2 separate regions of the Mus musculus genome follow, and region 2 is linked to region 1. A link is a contact called in ENCODE Hi-C or POLR2A ChIA-PET data. All regions are on one chromosome and are shown on one strand. Each heading gives the region's core, a stretch centred on a gene start or an enhancer-like site at or near the end of the contact. The rest is flanking DNA. Distances are from core to core; before and after follow the strand shown.

The links. A loop is a pair of places that touch in the nucleus more often than their neighbours do. ChIA-PET counts read pairs that join two places held with the same protein, here RNA polymerase II (POLR2A).
Region 2: a map of mouse embryonic stem cell shows a loop between it and region 1 (2.4-fold over the local background). The contact joins the enhancer-like site here to the promoter of 0610039H22Rik in region 1. A Hi-C loop is called at or near these places in 1 of 37 maps with a recorded cell type or tissue (mouse embryonic stem cell). POLR2A ChIA-PET finds 5 or more read pairs at or near these places in 4 of 5 experiments (Patski and embryonic stem cell).

The regions. Positions count from the first base shown.
Region 1 is chr11:88,614,570-88,621,492 of GRCm38, reverse strand. 0610039H22Rik (RIKEN cDNA 0610039H22 gene) reads right to left here and starts at 2,242. Exons shown (of 3, transcript NR_131025.1): 1 at 1,723-2,242; 2 at 229-321. All of the region lies in intron 5 of Msi2 (musashi RNA-binding protein 2), which reads left to right.
Region 2 is chr11:88,535,347-88,541,404 of GRCm38, reverse strand. All of the region lies in intron 6 of Msi2 (musashi RNA-binding protein 2), which reads left to right. Among named protein-coding and RNA genes, the nearest start is that of 0610039H22Rik, 81 kb to the left of the region's middle. Within about 2 kb of position 1,930, at least 2 of the 3 ENCODE cell types and tissues checked have a DNase peak (open chromatin) inside an H3K27ac peak, as active enhancers do.

The sequences.
Region 1 (6,923 bases), core at 993-3,492:
TCTGTTTAGACTCAGTTGCTGTTTCTGTCTTTTAGAGGAGAGGAGAAATAAAACTTAGCTCACTCTACCTCTCCATGTAATAGTTAATAGCATAGGACCTGTTAGGTGTTGTACCTCCATTGGTGCTTATATGTGTGTTGGGTACACGCGTGTTTGTCCGTGTGTGGAAGCCCGAGGGTGTGTTTGCTTAGACACTCTTCACCTTTTTATTGAGGCAGGGTCACTTACTGGTTTGGAACTAGCCAGAGTGTCTGAGCTCCAGGGATCCACCCACCTCTGCCTTCCAATTCTGGGATTACAGTCATGAGCCATCACTCCTAACTTAAAAAAAAAAAAAGCAAATAAATAAAATAAAAAGCTAAATGACAACAATTAAAAAAAACCCCACAGGTTTTGAGGATAGAATTCTTGTGCTTGTAAGACAAGTACTTTACCAACTAAGTTCTTCTCCCTGCCCTAATTAACAATAATAATAACAACAATAATTATTGTTTTGAGATAAGGTCTCTCTATATTTATTCCAGGCTGGCTTTGAACTTGTGACCCTCCTGCCTTAGCCTCTGGAAGGATGAGATTAAGGGAGTATGTTAGTGTATCCTGGTAGGGCCAAGTTTAAAACAGAAGGTTTTCTTTGTACCATGGAACCTTGGCTTGGTCTTTGCTCCATATCATGCTGTCTCAGAGCAAGAATACGGAGGTGATGGGGAGCAAGGATTAGATCATATCTATTTGTTTACTTGCTGCCAAAGAGGAACTGTGAGGATGCTGTGGCAGAACCTGGCCTAATTGCCTGTTGTTTCTTTTTTGCCATGGTGTGGGTGGCTTTTGAAATTCCCTGTAGTTTATGGAGGCGAGCCTGTGCCTTGCGGATGCCAGATGATGTAGCCGAATGGCTGTCGGCTGTTTATTTGCTAGTCTGTCGTTCTCAACACAGCATTCTTGAGTTCGGGAGGCCCTACACTGTTTGATGTCCCCTCCTCCTCCACCTCTAAATATAACCAGCCAGTCAATCAGTCTTGGCAGCCGTCGGGGCTAGGGCTGTCAGACGGAGTTTGCCTTGGATCCTCTGAACTATTGGCTTGTTTTCCCAGCTTGCAAGTGTATTCAAATAGTGAGATTGGAATTAGCCTTGCAAACATGCCGGCAGGTGGGGCCTCCAGGTTGAGAAGGAGGCAGCGTTTGTGGTGTCAAATGACATTTCTCTCTCCTCCACTCTCTGAAGTGGAGCAGGGGCTGAGTTGAGCGAGGGAGTGGTGGCTTTCACGCTTAGTGAGCAAGATGCGTGGGTGTGTTTTCCTGAATTGTGATTAAATTTTTTTTTCTTTTAAATTTTAAGTTGTTGCAAGAGAGAAAATGAGAAACCGGCAGGTGGTGGGGATTACTCGAAGGCTGTGTTGGATGGAGGAGGAGTACAGATGTAGTTTGGGGAGGGGTGTTTTCCCAGGGTATTTCAAGTGGACTCTGAGGCTCCCATCCTGGCCAGGGTTCTAGGTCTTCAGAAAGGACACAGCTTCCTGAACGGGAACAGCCCTTCCTGCTGCTGCCCTGAGGCTATTCCTGTAGGCTAGGAACAGTGTGGCTCCCAGTCCCCCCCCCCCCCCCCGAGGCTTGTTAAAGGGACCTGTGGGTAGCTGCCCGAAGATGCTAAATCCCAACCTGAAAGGCACCAGGGAGAAGCCTTGCACACACATTGCCATCCCTCTCACGCCCAGTTGCTTTTACCTGGAGCTTCATTGAAGGATGCAGTTGCGGTTGTCTGTGGCATGGCCTGGGCACATGGGTCCCTGCACTTCCGCCAACTGTGTGGTACCCTGTAGGCCTGGGCAGCTCTGTGATTGGTGCCAGCAGCAGATGCAATCATCCAATGATGGGCATCCACACTGGGTTCTGTAGGGTTCCGGGTCTTTAGCTGAGTTTAGAGAGGAAGAAGTTAAAGCAGCTCACCCAGGTCCTAGGGGCTCCTGCAGCCCAGAGTTGTCCTATACATGAATCTTCCAGAGGAGTTGCTTTGTGGTCCAGGACCCCTGGTTATCCATGACACCCTTGCATGGGATCTGTAAAGATAATTTTTTTTTCCATAAGAATTCTAAGATCGGTCTTTCATGGATATACAGTGGAATTTTCCAAAGGAAATCTCTACCAAGGATTTCCATCTTGGGCTGCCTCCTGGTCATTTGGTGACATAGTGCTGAATGCTGAGAAAACTTGTCCTAGGTAGGACCTGCTTCGATCCCCTGGTGGACTGTTGGTGTTGGTGCTGGTGTCTTGGGTTAATTTTTTGTGATCGTCGAGGGAGGACACCCCAGAACGTCAACGGGCATCAGTCACCAGCCTTGTTGTTAACTGTGCTTCCTCCTCTGTCACGGGGAGGAGTGTGGGTTCTGAGCAGCTGTGTGCTACAGAGCACTGTAACCCTGAGAGAGGTGGTGACCTCTCTGATCCCCTGCAACCCCTACAAATAGAGCAGGCAAGAAACTGCTGAACAGACAGACATGTGGGCCTCTGCCAGAGAGAGGGGCCCTCCCATTACTGAGTAATTTGTTTTGGGTTAGTCCCCCGAGAGATGGGGGGGGGGCAGGGGCGTGTAGCACCTTCTCAGTTGCTTCTGGCTTTGCAAAGGGACATGATGCAATGCTCACACAAGATGTCAATTAGCTCTGAACTGGGAAGGAAGGGATGAGAGGGCCCAGCCTGTGCCTGGGTAGGGTGCCATTCTGTGAGTTCCTTCATTTCATGTGCTCCTGCGAGCAGAATCTGATACCAAGGATAACAGATGAACAAAAGGGGGGGTACCTTCATTTGTGTCAGGCTGGGCAGGCTTCCTTTCTGGTCTCAATACTGTATCTACAGTGTCCCTAGAGAATGATGGGACTGTGATCTGGAGGGGTTCAGAGGAGAAAGGAGCCAGGGTAACCCTCACCCTCCCTTAACAAGAATAGAAGACAGTAAAGGGCCCCAGAAATAAATAATTGTTAACCAGACTGATTAATCAATAGACTAATTAAAAATCAAACACCTAAGAACACCACGGTCTGGGTTAATTATAAACCAACATTGAGGCGTTAAAACTTGTCCAGCCCATGGCTTTGAATTATTAACTGAATGAGTTAATTTCAAGCCGTCAGCTTAGGTAGCTGTGAGATCCAGGGTTAGAAGGAGGGGAGTTAGTGTGCCCTTTCCTTCGAGGGCCCGCTTTGGCGCCACGATCTTTATCAGTGTTGCTGTTTGCATTTTAAATCAAAATATCCTAAATGTTAGGCAGAGCCTCACACGCTTCAGTAAACTGTGCCGAAGGAGCAGAGCGAGCCAGCAAGAGTTGGCCTACGCTTTTCTTTCCTGTTGAAAGAACGACCGGTCTTAGTATCCCAGCATTCCAGTGGGAGAAAGGGCTCTGATGAATGCTTTCGGTTTGCAGTGATGACCACCCCCCCCCCCCCGCCCCCAATCCTGGCCCCAGCTCTGGCCCTGGCCCCGGCCCCTGTCTTGGTTGCTCTTTAGTGTGTTGGTTGCTCTTTAGTGTATTTTTTTTTCCTCTTTCTGAGATCAAGGTCTAGGCGTGGGTTCTCAGAAGTCTCCCCTGACCACCTGCTCTGATTTGAGACCCCTATAACACTGGGTGATGGTTGAGTACCCTCTCCATGCTTATGAGGGGTTTTAACACAGGTTTTTGTTTTAAAGATTTATTTATGTATATGAGTACACTGTAGCTGTCTTTAGACACATCAGAAGAGGACATCGGATCCCATTAAAGATGGTTGTGAGCTACCATGTGGTTGCTGGGAGTTGAACTTGGGACCTCTGGCAGAGCTCTTGATCACTGAGCTGTCTGGGCCTCAGTGATGTCTCACAATGGAGACACAGGCAGCCAGGCTGTTGATGAAAACAGTATTTCACAGAGGCTTTTGTACAGCGCTTGCTATTTTCTAGAGGTCTTGCAGAACAGCCCTGTTCGAGTGCGCCACAACGGAGCTGCTCTCACACGATGCACGCGGGTAGGCTCGGTAACTTCCCCGAGTGTTGCCGTTTCCTTTCTTAATTTGCTAAATGGGCTTTAAAATGGGAGATAAATGTAAATTTCAGCTCCATAAAATAGTCACTTTCAAATGCTCATGACTCAAATTAATTAATTAAAAAACAGCTTAACGCACCACTCGTGCCTACAAATGCGCTAAGTGCGTAATGTCTGCTTCATTCCTACGGCGGATGGGGTCACATTACAAGTTCCATCGACGAGGGGGAGAACATGCTCGAATCCAGTCTCGACATTTACAGAGCAGAGAGCCTCCTACGGCTTGTTTACTTAGAACATTGACTACTGCTCCTGCCCTCTTCCCAATTACAGAAACATGTGGGAAACTTTGAGAAGCCATCAGTATTAAAAGTAAAATGCCCTTAGTCCCTCCATTTACCATTTCTACACGACCATTCTTAAGGCTTTTATGCATTTTCTTTCTTTTTGTCAAGACAAAAAAAAGAAATGGATATATGTGTATCTGTACATGCATTCATGCTTGGTCACACGTCATTTGCTGGTTTGTTTTCATAACTGTATCATGAACCTTTCTGCATATCATTCACCATTTTCTTTCTTCCCTTCCTTCCTTCCTTCCTTCCTTCCTTCCTTCCTTCCTTCCTTCCTTCCTTCCTTCCTTCCTTCCTTCTTTCTTTCTTTCAGATTTATTTTATTTATATGAGTACACTATATCTGTCTTCAGACACACCAGAAGAAGGCATCAGATCCCATTAGAGATTATTGTGAGCCACCATGTGGTTGCTGGGAATTGAACTCATGACCTCTGGAAGAGCAGTCAGTGCTCTTAACCGCTGAGTCATTCCTCCAGCCCCATTCACCATTTTCTAAAGACAAAGTTTTTACTGTCTCAATGGTATAGCAATTTAGAATTATACTTGATTATACTTGGTGGGGTCAACTCCTGTTACTGAATGGTTAACTTGTTAACAGTTTCTTACAAATAACACTGGTATATCAATATACTCACATACCTGTCACCTTTTATAGTATGTATATCAGGTGACATGACTGGGGTTGAAGACTATGGCTAATTTGTTCATTTGTTTTTGAGACAGGTCTTACTATGTTACCCTGGCTGCTGTGAATCTCACTAAGTAGGTCAGGCTGGCCTTGAATTTGAAGTAATTCTCCTGCCTCAGCCACCATGCTGGCCACTGTGAATATATTAGAGATGCTTTTATGTATGTGTGTACATGCAGTATGAGTGGGTAATAGAATTATATGACCACTAATATGTGATATTTTAAAAATCTAAACATCCTGCCGGGCATTGGTGGCGCACACCTTTAATCCCAGCACTTGGGGAGGCAGAGGCAGGAGAATTTCTGTGTTCAAGGCCAGCCTGGTCTACAGAGTGAGTTCCAGGACAGCCAGGGCTATACAGAGAAACTCTGTCTCGACCCCCCCCCCAAAAAAAACCCTAAATATCCATAATATGTGTGTTTATATTATATATAATATAATATATATTTAAATATAAATATATATTTAAATATATATTTTCAGATCATATTCTTCCCCTAGGGAAAAAGGAGCTATTTTATACTCTCAACATAAATCTGGGATATTAGCTTTGCTTGATTAGCGTTTCTATTGCTGTGATAAAACACTATGGCAGAAAACAGTTTGGGAGGAAAGGGTCTATTTCAGCTCATACTTCATCAGGTCACAGTCCATCACTGAGAGAAGTCAGGACAGGGACTCAGACAGGGCAGGAACCTGGAGGCAGGAGCCGACGCTGAGGCCATGAATGGTGGGATGCTGCCTCCTGGCTTGCTCTCCATGGCTTGCTCAGCCTGCTTCCTTAGAGACCCAGGACCACCACCAGCCCAGTGACCTTAGAAAATGTCCTACAGACCTGCGCACAGGCCAGTCCTATGGAAGCATTTTCTTAATTTAATAGTCTTCCCTCCCAGATGATCCTAGCATGTGTCAAGTTTACAAAACCAAAAAACCAAACAGACTAACAACAAACTAGCCAGCATAGAACTTAGCTTTTTAAAAATATCAACGAGTATTTCTAAAAATAAAAGGGTTAATGGTAGAACATTTGCCTGACATGCATTATAGGCTATAGGTTTGATTCCTAGCACTGGGGGAAAACAAAAATCAGAAAAAGACCCAGAGCTACTTGATTAGGCAAGGCTGAGTTTTCAGCCTTGAGTTTCTTGGTCCACTTGGCCCTGACTTTCCACATTTTGTTCTTCAGTGTGTTTGGTAGCCTCTCTCTGGGGCTTGTTGACCTACCTAACTTCTGAACACTAACCTACTTACTTGCCTAAGCAGCTTACATGGTTAACATTTACCCAAGTTCGTGGCTGGAAATAGCTTTCCTCTGAATCATAATTTACAGTGTAACTGTCCTGAGAAAGCTCTTACATGGGTGTGGGAAGAGGAGAGTGGGGAGCTGAGGGAAGCCCCACCCCAATCCTCATAACTGGCCCCCCCCCCCCTTCGTATTCACTACCAGCAAGCTTATCAGCGTGTTCCCATCCCCCTGCAGCTCTGTTCTTAGTAGGTTCGGATAAACAGAAAAGCACACCACACCTGTTCTCTATTTATTTCATCATACAAAGAAGCAACAGGTACTTTCTGATGTTAAAAATATAAACGAGACCGAAACCAGTATTGCTACCTGTTTCTAGAGGAACACCAGCGATTCTTCACCCTGCCTGCGTACTCTTATCATTGTGGGTCCTTTCTTTCATAGGCCACATTCAGTTCCAGGTGAGGGCATGTTTCAGATCATAGTTTGCAATTGTTTGCTCAAGAATGAGGACAGTTTTTCTGAATATATAGTGCATATTGATTAGCTGATTGCAAAAAATAAAAAAATAAAAAAGACGAAACGAAACCAAGACAGAATTCGGAGTAGGACACAGGGTTTACA
Region 2 (6,058 bases), core at 681-3,180, 80 kb after region 1:
CTGAGATTGTCTCACTGCTGAAATCTACTAAGGGGGGCGTTTCATGGGACTAATGTCTCTTGAAGTGTTCTGTGAGAAGCTTCTAAAAAGTCTTTTACTGCTCTGAGACATCGGCTTCCTTGGCTGTACACAATAGGAGCTAGTCAAGTGTTCTTAGCATCTTTACCACTTCTCAGGTAAAATTTCTCCTAAGAGGTCCTGGGTCCTCCAAACACTGTTTCCCTCTTGAAAAATCGATTACTCGGTAAACATTGGGAGTAAGATGAGTTCTGACTTGATAGGTTGAAGTCAGGTAGATACATCTATGTTGGCTTTATATAAACATATGTCAGACATTATACTGCATGTATTCAAATGCATTTTTATAAAATAGGTCATCTTGAATATATATATGTTTCTATGTATATGTGCACTCATATGTCTACCAGTGGCTAGCAGAGCATCAGTGAAATTATAAGATTTGTGAATAGCAAGAGTCATGTAGTCATTGTGCATTTTTTGGTTGGCTTTTAGAAACTGGTTGATACTGTCTAGACTAGTGGTCCTCAACCTTCCTAATGCCGCGTTGATATAGTTCCTCATGTTGTAATGACTCCCAACCCCCCCCCCATAAGTTTTGTTTTTACTTCACAACTGTAATTTTGTTAAGGTCAAGAATCATAGTGTAAATATTTTTGGAGATAGAGGTTTTCAGAGGAGTTAAGACCCACAGGTTGAGAACCCACTGGTCCAGACAGTAAGGTTGGAATTAGCGTCAGGAGACCTTGGATTCATCATGTCTAAGAATATCTGTGGTCTTTGATTGAGAACCTCTAGATTCAATGAAGACTCCTCTCCAGATGTGATTTTTCTCCTTGCTCCTGCCCCTGAGGCAGCTGCCAAAAGCCCAGTGGCTCCACCCACATCTCTAATAAGGGACCCTGTAAACTCCAGAGAGTAATTGGATTGCTAATTGCTATGGATGCCGTGTTTTGAGCCAGGTTTGGAGTGCAAGATGCTCCCTGTGCAGGCCACAGGAGGATAATTTGAGAATTCTCTAGCCTGTTCCGGTGCATGGATGCTGAGCGCCTAGCAAGGACATTGGGCTGTTTGCTTTGGGTAACTATGGCAGCCCCTTTAAGGGCCACTGGCGGATTTGAGTCCAGTCTCAGTGCTGGTTGTTTGGCTGCGTCACCCAGAAGAATGCCTGCCTCATTGTAAGAGCTAGAGAGAAGTTTCCCAGAGGCCAGCTATGCTATTCAGGCTGTGTGTCTGTGTGTGTGTGTGTGTGTGTGTGTGTGTGTGTGTGTGTGTGTGTGTGTGTGTGTGTGTGTGTGCTTCTTCCTGTTTAATGAGTAGGAAGAAAACTTCTGAGTAGAGCTTGAGTTTGAGGTGGATCTTTGGTACAGAAGTTAAACTGGCATGTTTGGGGACTTTCTCACAAATGTCCTTGTGACATTTAACAAATGACCTTTGTGCTAAAATTGAGGCCCTGTCAGGGTGCTCACTGCAGTGATTTTTGAGAAGGGACCAGAAGGAGTGAGGTATAAGAAGGTGAAGGACACAATGCATGACTGTTGACCAAGGTCAGAGCATTTTAGCAAAAGGGCATGGAGCGGCCTGGAGACAGGATGAGACGTGAGTGAGTTGTCTGGGGCTTTTGAGTCCTTGTTGTCACAATAATTTAGTGTCCTCAGGCCCTGACTCCTGTCTTCAGATTCCTTGAAGCTAACCTAAGCAACCTCGGGGCTTAGAGTGGAGCCCTCACACTTGATTAGACAGTCTTTAAAGTAACTGCAATCATATGTTGATTTATGCACCTGTAGCTCAACACCATAGGACACAGAGAGTCATGAAGAACCAGGATTGGAGGTAACCCAAGGTGGGCGAGAGAAAATATGCAGACAGTGGGGCATCATGCCAAGTACAAGGGGCCAAAGGGGCTTTGAGACCTGAGCAGGAGCTGGAGGGACAAGTCAGAGTCTGTGGCAGGATAGCGAGCTGAAGGTTCCCACGGTGAGGAACAGCACTGGCTGACTTAAGGGCAACTCAGAGGATGGATTCGGAGAACTGCAGAATACGGTACCCAGAGCTGAAGCGAGGCTTAGGGCTGGGGGTGAGGGGGCCAGTAGATGGAAACCATGTCTCAGTGGTCCGGTGGAGTGTGGCTACCATAGGCTCTCTAAGTAGCATGTAAACTCTGTTGCCAAAAGTTAAGATTGGCCGAGAAAGTAGCATGCTCTCAGGCGGATGATACAGCCAGGCTGTGTCAGGAATGTGCTTGGGTGACAGCCGATGGGGTAAGGCGGCATGCTGTCTCAACACTGAGATCCTCGCTTCTTCTGGCATGCTCTCTGGGAAAGCAGGTTGGATTGTCCTGCGGACCGAAGCAAAGGCTGAGTTATCCCCTCCCCTCAGTGTTCCATTCCTCTGAAATGGGATTGGTGATCCCTCCCCCGCCCCCTTTGGATGTGTGAGCATATATGCATGCCCAGAGGATGGATAACCGCTCCCTGCCCTTGACCCCTGCTCAGAGTGACTGGGCAGATGTCACTCAGTCTTCTCTTGCCTGTGCACATGGACAGCCTTCTGTCTGTTCCCTGGGGGTGTCTGGTCACTCCCAGGCAGATGTTGGGTAGTAATTAGTTAGCCCTAACTCTACAGGTTCAACGACTTGTTGGCTAAAATTTTAATAACTACAGAAAAGCGGAGTGCTGATTTATTAAAAATTAATCCTCAGGGGGTGGGTGGGGGGGTGGGGGAGCTTCAGCAGAGGGACCTGGAGGGGAAGAAGGCAGGTGGTGGGAAGGAAGCGCTGTGTAAGGCCATTGTTTCTGCCCTGCCTGCCTTCATTAGTTCATTAGGAACACAGGCCCAGACTGTGCCTTCCACTCAGCCAGGGAGATGGCAGCCCCTTACAGGTCTCCTTTGAGGCCCCCCCCCCCACCTCAGGTTTGTTATGGGTGCTGTAGAAAGTCCCACTGATTTGTGACTTCAGCTGCAGAAATCCTGTGTGTCCCAGCCCTGGGGCCAGTGATGAGAGGTAGCCCTGCAGACTGGGGACCCAGGGTGACCCTGTTCCAGGCCTCCTTCCTGGCTGTTGACAGGCCCTGCTGCCTGTCACTGCTGTTCTTGGGTTTGTAGACACGTCACTCAGATCTTTGCTTGCTTGGTTTCTTTCCATGGCTGCCTCCCTGGGCACTTATCTGCGTCCTCAGTCCACCTTTCTTGTTAGGACCCCAGACCCATTAGATCCAGGTCCTTCCCTCTTCCACACTGACCTCATTTTAACATAGCTAACTAAAACCTTCGACAACTCTGTTTCCAAATAGGGCCACGTAACAAGGAAACAGTGCAGTCTGGACTAGCTTCCTTCTTCTGCCCTTGTCTAGCCTTCCTGGCTTCTTTGAGCCTGCCTTAATTCCCTCACACTCTGCACACCACACCCTCCATTCCTGTTGCCCTCTCACCCCCTCACCCTTCTGTGTCCACCTTAGGATTTGGGTCACTGTCATCCAGCAGAAGTGGGCTGATGTCTTCCTAGGAGCTAATCCTGCCCCTACTTTCTGCAGTGGGTGAGCGCCATGTTTATCTGAACCCCAAACATCTTCCTCTCCCACTCTGAAGGATTCTCTGCTAAGAGACTGAGGCAGTCCACTGCCCACAATTGACTTCCAAGCAGGACTGTGAGGCCGGAGACAGGAAAAAAAAAAAAAGGAATCCCTGTGAGTCTGCATACTTGAGAGAGAAATTCCTTTTATTGATCAAAAAAGCTTCCAGCACAGGGCAAGGACGTCTCCTGCAGGAGCCTTATCCTTTAGAGCATCTCCTCTTTAGGGGCAAGCCAGGCAGGCACAGTGCCAAGCTAGCCAAGTTGGAATTCAGCAAGAGGGGGATGTTGGCCCCCACAGCATCATGGGCCATTAAGCCTGTAATGTGGCAAAGGCCTTTGGGTTCCTGTCTTCCTTGTTAATTGCCAGGATGCTACATTTTTCTCTGCTGCTCCGGATGGATGTCACGCCTTCAAACACACGTTCTTCTGTGGTTGTTCCTTCCCTGGGCTCCGGCAACGACCTGAGGTCCTAGGCTGCGCGTCTCAGAATTCACTCTAGTCCTTGTGAGTGGAGCACTTCAATCCCTGCTTATGGTTTGGTGGCCTTGACTGTTCTCCACCTTTGCTAGGACCCCTGGCTCTTTTGCCATCTGGGAAGAGTGAGTCTGGAGCCCCCAGCATTGTGGATGTGGTGGTGGGGATGGCAGGCAGATTTGGAGGAACCTTTGATTAGGACCAATAGTTTTAAGATGACTTTTGCTCTTGGGGAATTTCCAGTATGAGTAAAGTTAGAGGCTCCTGGGGTTTTGAGAAAGCTGCCTCTACTAAGCCTCTCACAGTTTCTGTTTCTGAGACCATTCTCCTCCCTGCCAAGCTTGCCCCTTGCCTAGTGGTCATGCACCAGTCCCGAGCTCTGGTCCCACTATCTCAGTGCCCCGTTTCCCTCCTTGGCTGGTCATCATAGTCAGAATATCTAGCACATTCTTCCACCTGGCCTTCTAGCCTTCACAGTCCAGTCATGTCTAGCTTCCCTCTGTGACTTCTGTCTCACGGTGCCATCCACTTGCTACAGTCCCGTCACTGACCCCAGTCCAGATAGCATGGCTGAAATGCCCTGTATCGATAGCTCCCCCGTGCTTGTCAAACCCAGGTTGCTCCAGCCTTCAATGAGTTCTGTTTAGCCATCCTCCTTGTGACCCACACAGGATGTCTGGCCACACTCCCATGTTATTTCTTTGTCATTTTCTGGTTTCTTAATCTAGACACCACCCCAACTAGCACCAGTGGGTATCATTGGTTTGCTTGGTCTCCCTGGGTGTTTAGTTTGGTCAGTGTAGCTGATCTATGGATATCGTCAATACACACCTTCTCGGCTTGGGATGGGCCTGTTTCCTTGGTTGATCTATTGAAGGATGACAGGTGAGGATGTTGACTATGGGAAGAAGGCAGAGGCATGGGGGTGTGATACAACAGCAGAGTTACTGGACAGATGGAAGCAGATGAAAGGAGTGCACCCCCTTTTGGAAGTGTCATGCCCTAAAAAAAGAAGATCAGAGAGACTAAACATAGCTAAATGTGTTTCTCTGAGGAATGATACGAGGAAGATGTAATTTGTCACCGGTACATGTCACTTCCTAGCTGGTGCTCCTTGGTACACACTCATAGAAGGCCTGGCGGTTCGTGGTAGGCCAGTGTGTTTCTGTTTCTTTCTTTTCTCTTTCTGGATATGGGTCCAGAGGGCAGCTTTCAAAGGACCTCCGGCTTCCGCTTGACAAGAAGATGATGGATCTTGCCAGAAAGTCCTTAGTTCTGAGTGGAAAACATTGCTTGGCTGGCTGGGACTGTGGTTCACTGGTAGTGGTAGAACTCTTTTGTACCCCAGCAGGCCACAGGGGGTTCATCCTTAGCAAAGAGGGGAGTGGGGGGAAGAGGGAGGGAGGGAAGAGAGAGAAAGAGTGAATGTAAAAGAGAACAGGGATCCATTGTCAGGCAAGACAGAGCCTGTGATCCTGTCCCTAACATGACAGTGTGACAATGTCTTGAACCCTCTTGTTAAATGGTGTCTCCTTGCTTCCTGCTGGCAATTTCTATTTTATCCCTACTGTCCCCGTCTCCACTGCCCTGACTTAGACTACCTGAGTGTATCCCTTTTTTGATGGAGCCTCCAGGAATAGTTTTAAACATAAAGCTACTGCCTGTTCTGCTGCTGTCGTCTTTCCACGTAGTACAGTGAAGGACTGCTTCTGAAACCTAAGCGAAGATGCAGAGGAAGCATTTTATAGGGACACGAGCCAACAGATCCCAGACACCAGTCTCAAAAGCAGAGATCCAGGGCGGGGCTGTAGCTCAGCAGTAGAGTAGAGCCTTTGCTTGAGTGAGGTCCTGAGTTCAAACCCCAGTGCTATGAGACCAAGCCTCAAACACACACAGAAACAAAACACAAAACACAGAGACAGTTCCCCCTCCTGGGCTCCTTTCTTTAGTGAGGAGGTGGGCCATTGTCCTGGTTTCCTCAGAGGCTGCTTT